Regions from separate parts of the Homo sapiens genome. Here region 2 is linked to region 1. The links are chromatin contacts, found by Hi-C or POLR2A ChIA-PET in ENCODE. All regions are on one chromosome and are shown on one strand. Each heading gives the region's core, a stretch centred on a gene start or an enhancer-like site at or near the end of the contact. The rest is flanking DNA. Distances are from core to core; before and after follow the strand shown. Region 1 holds the start of MRPL52 (mitochondrial ribosomal protein L52). Region 2 holds the start of HAUS4 (HAUS augmin like complex subunit 4).

What was found. Hi-C counts contacts between places; a loop is a spot of excess contacts on that map. ChIA-PET counts read pairs that join two places held with the same protein, here RNA polymerase II (POLR2A). Pooled maps may share reads with other maps.
Region 2: a pooled map shows a loop between it and region 1 (3-fold over the local background). The contact joins the promoter of HAUS4 here to the promoter of MRPL52 in region 1. A Hi-C loop is called at or near these places in 8 of 50 pooled maps. POLR2A ChIA-PET finds 5 or more read pairs at or near these places in 14 of 52 experiments (B cell, CD4-positive, alpha-beta memory T cell, GM12878 and 9 more).

What each region holds. Positions count from the first base shown.
Region 1 is chr14:22,828,196-22,831,296 of GRCh38, forward strand. It overlaps MRPL52 (mitochondrial ribosomal protein L52), which reads left to right and starts at 1,692. Exons shown (of 5, transcript NM_180982.3): 1 at 1,692-1,745; 2 at 1,858-1,915; 3 at 1,992-2,059. The coding sequence starts at 1,718. RefSeq lists an enhancer at 1,596-1,675.
Region 2 is chr14:22,955,444-22,958,544 of GRCh38, forward strand. HAUS4 (HAUS augmin like complex subunit 4) reads right to left here and starts at 1,647. Exons shown (of 10, transcript NM_001166269.2): 1 at 1,473-1,647. MIR4707 (microRNA 4707) reads right to left here and starts at 1,586; the gene lies at 1,507-1,586. RefSeq lists enhancers at 1,339-1,468, 1,851-2,430, 2,431-3,009 and a silencer at 2,809-3,101.

The sequences.
Region 1 (3,101 bases), core at 442-2,941:
GAAGTCACATTAGTTCTGTCCAGAAAGGCAGAGACAGCTCAAAGCAAGGCCCCCTCACTGGGGGCCCCCAGGTCACATGTAGGTGAGAGACAGATGGTTGCATTATTTTGAGTTTCTGACAAGTCTTTCCAGAAGAGGTAGTCAGAATATGCATCTGTCTCTGTGAGTAGACAGATGACTTTGGATAGAATTGGAGGCAGATTTGCCCTGAGTGGTTCCCAGGTTCTCAGCTTGAAGAGGACCAAGATATTTTCCCTTCACACCTGGCAGACAGTTAATGGGCTCTTTTGTAGGAGTTTCAGGATTTATAAAGCACTTTCACTCACATTATCACTTTTAGATCGTTTTCACAAATGTAACATATTAAGCATTTTTAAAATTAAAAAATGAAGGATAAATGACTTCTCCAAGACAGTACTGAATAGCAAGTGATAAAAGGAGGGGAGTCGCCAATCAGGGTTTGCCACTTTCTAGTACCTACCTCACAGGGTTGTTGCAAGGATAATATTAAGCAATGTGCGGTGGTAGCACTTATAAAAATGGAATGTCACATCTTAGCTCCAATACAATACCCCTTTCTCAGGAAAGTCATCTTTGATGGTCTACTGTAGATCAAGTTCACACTATAAACTCACAAACAACATGTATTTCCTTTCCCAGCACTCAATGACAATATTCATGTATGTCATCATTTGATTGTCTGTTTTTTTTTTTTTAGTTGGAGTTTCACTCTTCTTGCCCAGACTGGAGTACAATGGCGCAATCTTGGATCACCACAACCTCTGCCTCCCGGGTTCAAGCAATTCTCCTGCCTCAGCCTCCCGAGTAGCTGGGATTACAGGCATGTGCCACCATGCCTGGCTAATTTTGTATTTTTAGTAGAGACAGGGTTTCTCCATGTTGGTCAGGCTGGTCTCGAACTCCCAACCTCAGGTGATCCGCCAGCCTCAGCCTCCCAAAGTGCTGGGATTACAAGTGTGAGCCACTGCACCTGGCCTGTCTTGTTTCTTTTATACCGAGAGCTCTATCAGGATATTGATGTCTGGTTTTGTTCTCCATAAAATCTACGCCTAATACAGCACTTATCACACAGAATTTTTTTTGAGACAAGGTCTCGCTCTGTTACCCAGACTGGAGTGCAGTGGCATGATCTCTGCTTACTGCAGCCTTCGGCCTCCCAGGCTCAAGCCATCCTCCCACCTCAGCCTCCCAAGTAGCTGGGACCACAGGCATGCGCCACCACACCCAGCTAATTTTTCATTTTTTTGTAGAGAGGGAGTTTCGCCATGTTGCCCAGGCTGGCCCAATTTCCGATTAACTCTAGATTTGATTACTTTTCTTAGTCTAGGAAAACTGTGTTACAGTGATGCGAGGATCTGTAGAATGACGTGGATGTTACCCCTGAGATCAAAGTTACTATTAATATCAATTTCAATGAACTAGAGACCGCTGTAGGGAGGTTGTGGGAACTGTTCAGAACGGCTTAATCTGGGAGGACACGACTTCCACTGAGAATGCATGCGCTGAACGACAATTCGTTTTCACCTCAAAAACCTGTACTGCAGTTTTGTCTCTCCTTCCGTACGATGACCCAAGATGGCGGAGCCGTGATTGAAAACCCAGATTCAAGATGGCGACTTCCTGCTTCCCCGATAGCGTCGCGCGTGGCCACCGAGGCCACGCCTACTTCCGGCTACCCCGGCTACTCCTGCTCAGCATGGCTGCTTTAGGGACTGTTCTCTTCAGTGAGTGGGTATAGATAGGGACCGTGGACTCGGGGGCCCTTTGGGGACGGGCACAGGACCCCTGATCCGGCTGCGCGGCCTCTCCCCCAACTCTGCTCTGTTCTCCCAGCAGGTGTCCGGAGGCTGCACTGCAGCGTAGCCGCTTGGGCGGGCGGCCAGTGGCGACTACAGTGAGTCCTGGGATGAGGGCACCTGGGGGACCAGAAGCTGGGCTAGGTCCTCACAGATCTGTTTTTCTCCACACAGGCAGGGACTGGCTGCCAACCCCTCCGGCTACGGGCCCCTTACCGAGCTCCCAGACTGGTCATATGCGGGTAAGCGCTGATCTGGCAGTTAACTCCACTGGGGAGATTTTCACCTAGAGGGAACGCCCCTGGACGGGGAGCTGGGGGTATCAAGGTGGGGGCGTGTAAAAGTGTTTAACTTTTTATTTGGAAAACGGAATTTGGGGAAAGAAACCCTCTTGTTTATTTTGTAGATTGCATTTCGACTAAGGAAGGTAAAGCTAAACAGGATCTTGGCTTGTGGAGATAAGCAGAAGATAATTCTGACTTGGGGCCGCCAGGGTGGAAGGGGGTGACAAGACTTCTGCGTTTTTCAAAGGGGGACATTTTTTTTTAACCAAGAACCACTTTTCTCTGTGGTTAGTGAATTTTCAGTATTTGGTACCAAATGCAGGGAGAGCTCTTTGAAAAGCTGCAGAAATAAGCGTCTCAGAGGGGTAGAAGGATGAAGACTATGGATGGCAGGCTCCCTTCAGAAAATTCTTTTACCTTTACTTACAAAAGAGAGAGGGAGGGAGAATAAATATTAGCCCTAGAAGGGAGAACCTTAGAGAAGTTGAAGCTACTCCCCATTCTCCTTATGAGACTCCAGTGTACAAGTAGGAAATTTGAGGCCTACAGAAGTGAATTGCACATGATCATACAGCTAGGTAGTAGCAAATCCAGGACTAGAACATAGGCCAGTCCTCCTTGACAACACAGAGATCTGAATATTTAATACCCTATTGTTGCTCTCTAGGGGTATGATCCTGCTTAATTGGATAATTGGTGACTGAGGAAGATGGTGAAGATTTTTTCTACTTGTTATTTACTGTAAGAAGCCTGGCATCTCCTTGTAGTAGTATGGACTATTGGAAAGACTCTGGAATTACATATGACTGCTTTTTTTTTTTTTTTTTTTTTTTTGAGATGGGGTCTTGCCCTGTCACCCAGGCTGAAGTGCAGTGGCATGATCATCGCTCACTGCAGCCTTGATCTCCTGGGCTCAAGCAGTCCTCCCACCTCAGCCCCCCAAGTAGGTGGGACCACAGGCACACACCACCATTCCTGGCTAATTTTTTTTTTTAACTTT
Region 2 (3,101 bases), core at 397-2,896, 130 kb after region 1:
AAAAAGAGAACTTTCCAATTCACTGAGTCTAAACAAGAGGATTCTCCACCACCACCACCATTATGCCAAAGTTAAAACTGAGCTGCAGCTTCCCAGTTATGAGTGAACTGGGGGAAAAGGGAAAAAAATCAAAGTCTACTTTTTCCCCCCAAATAACTCAGCTATCAAATTCCATAATAGTTTTTTTGTGCTTCTTTTTTTGTCTAAGATCTGTTGGTAGTTTTTTTTTTTTTTATCATTAACTCTAGAATCATCCTTCAGGAATGACAAATCATTCCACACTTGAACAACTGGTTTTCACATAACAGCCTAAGAAAAGAGCACCTGGAGGAAACAGCGTGACAAGAAGACTGACAGTGAGGTCAGTGGCAAAAGAGTAATGCAAAGGTGTAATGTGGCTACAACGAGAACGTGAGCTGTGGGTGTTTTGCCAGAACATGGAGTGCGCTGAAAGGAATGACACCAACACAGGGGCAGTAAAGATGGGCACAGTTTGACCTCAGGAGACAAAAATTTTCCCTTGACATTACTTTTCATGTTTTTGCTCTGCCCCTCCTCTCTGCAAGGTATCAAACTCCAAAGGGCAACTGAGCCTCCCAAAGCTGAACAGGCATTGAAGGTTATTATGATTTAACGCTTCATGTTTATAGAACATTTGGTTTACTCGATCGTTTTATGAGTAACATCAAAGTAACTACTCATTTGTTTTCTAACATGGTCTAGAGGGGGACGCAGCTGAGGAGGCAGAATGCTGGGACTTAATTTGCAGCTCGGCCGGCCGTTGCTTCTGAGAACTTAAGGAAAATGCTTTTTTCTGTGCCAAACTTTTCCCACCTGCAAAACTGAGATAACGATTCCTGCCTTGGATGAGACATTAAGAATTAATAACACAATCGACTTGTCAACAAAAGCCACTACTTAGTTAAGTTCAGTGTTTTAACAATTCTGTTTATCGTTGATCTATGACTGCAAATAAAAAGTTTTGCAGGCAAATTTCGCACTTGGAAATGAAGACCAACCCAAATTCCAAAAAGCTAGCTGTTCGTCCCCCCCTAGGGTAAGTGTCCCCTTGCGTTTTTTAGGGTGCCTTTCTTTACCCTTCTTAAAGGTTACAGGGCGTGAACGGCAATCAGGCTCGATTCTCCACCCTCTGCACTCAGACGTGTTAAAACGCTGCTACAGGGACCCAAGCATTTAAATGTTCTGACTCAGGCGTCTTTTAAATTCTTAGAGCTGTCTTTACACGCTGCACTGAACGTTAAATTGATTTTACAGGTTATTTTCACAAGATATGACCCTTACAGGGCCCGAGATGAATCAAAATGCAGAACGGGCTCTCCGGCGCCTACTTCCCTTCTGTCTGGGCGGCCAAGGATTCCCAAGAGCGACGACGGTCTCCGGCCACTGGCCGGAATGACTCTCCCAGAGCTCCTCTTCCCCGAAGCTCCGCCCGCCGACCCTCTAAAGCAAACCTGCACACCCTGGGGCAGCTGAAGCTCTCAAGGCGGTGCCGAGAACCTCGGCTGGGGCGGGCTGGCCAGCAGCGTCTACACCCCAGAACCCGCCCGCGCCGGGGCTCCGGAACCTCTCGTTCGGGCCGGGCGCAGGGGCTGGGGGAAGCGAGGCCCGGAAAGACCAAGCTGAAAGGCCCGGGAAGGGGAAGGAGCCGAAAGTGCACTAGAGGCCGCGACGAAGGAGGTGGAGGCGGGGCCACACTCGAGGCGGGAACGGCAGGCCCCGCCCCTCGACGGGTGCGCGCTGGGTTCCCAACGCCCTGGGTTCGCATGCTCGGGTGGTGGAACCCGGACTGGGAAACAGGATGGTCTCGGAAAGGCTTTTTTGCCCCTTCTCATTAGTGCCTCCCCAGTGAAGGGCAGATGCTGAGAAAATGGTGGTAATTGCTAACATTTATTGAGGGCCTACGATGAGTCAGGCACTACGCCAAGCATTTTGCTTGCCTTGCCTCGTTTTTTTTTTGAGACGGAGTCTCGCTCTGTCGCCCAGGCTGGGGTGCAGTGGCGCAATATCGGCTCGCTGCAAGCTCCGCCTCCCGGGTTCAAGCAATTCTCTGCCTCAGCCTCACGAGTAGCTGGGATTACAGGTGCCCGCCACCACGCCCGGCTAATTGTTGTATTTTTAGTAGAGACGGGGTTTCACCGTGTTAGCCAGGATGATCTGGATCTCCTGACCTCGTGATCCACCCGCCTCGGCCTCCCAAAGTGCTGGGATTACAGGCGTGAGCTACCGCCCTCGGCCAGGCCTCGTTTAGTTCTTAAAGCGTCCTGTGAGAAAGTCACCATTATACTCATTTTACAGAGGGGGAGAACTGAGGCACAAAGGGTTAAGTTCGAGGTCGCCATTTGGGGGGTCTAAACCTGTCCCAATAGCTCTCGGAAGGAACCTTCCCAGACCTGCCACCCAAGCCGCGTCCTGCGAGTCTCCTCACTAAGGCCTGGCTCTGAGGCGCTGCCGCCCAGCCCAGCCCAGCCCAGCCCAGCCCATGCCGGGCACCATACAGTGCTTCCTCAGGGTCACCTTCCTCTCGAATTCCCACCACAGACTCCCTATTAGCGCGCATTCCTCATTCGCCTGTTTTGTTTGTTTGTTTGTTTGTTTTCTTGGGGGTACGGAGTTTCGCACTTGTTGCCCAGGCTGGAGCGCAGTGGCACGATCTCGGCTCACCGCAACCTCCACCTCCCAGGTTCAAGCGATTCTCCTGCCCTAGCCTCCTGAGTAGCTGGGATTACCCGCACGAGCCACCACGCCTGGCTAATTTTTATATTTTTAGTAGAGACAGAGTTTCACAATATTGGCCAGGATGGTCTCGCACTCCTGACCTCAAGCAATCTGCCCGGCCAAATATCTTTCACCTGTCTTAATCTTTTTTTTTTTTTTTTTCCAGACGGAGTCTTGCTCTGTTGCCAGGCTGGAGTGCAGTGGCGCGATCTCTGCAACCTTCACCTCCCGGGTTCAAGCGATTCTCCTGCCTCAGCCTCCTGAGTAGCTGGGACTACAGGCGGGCGCCACCACGCCCAGGTAATTTTTTTTGTATTTTTAGTAGAGACGGGGTTTCACCACGTTGGCCAGGATGGTCTCAGTCT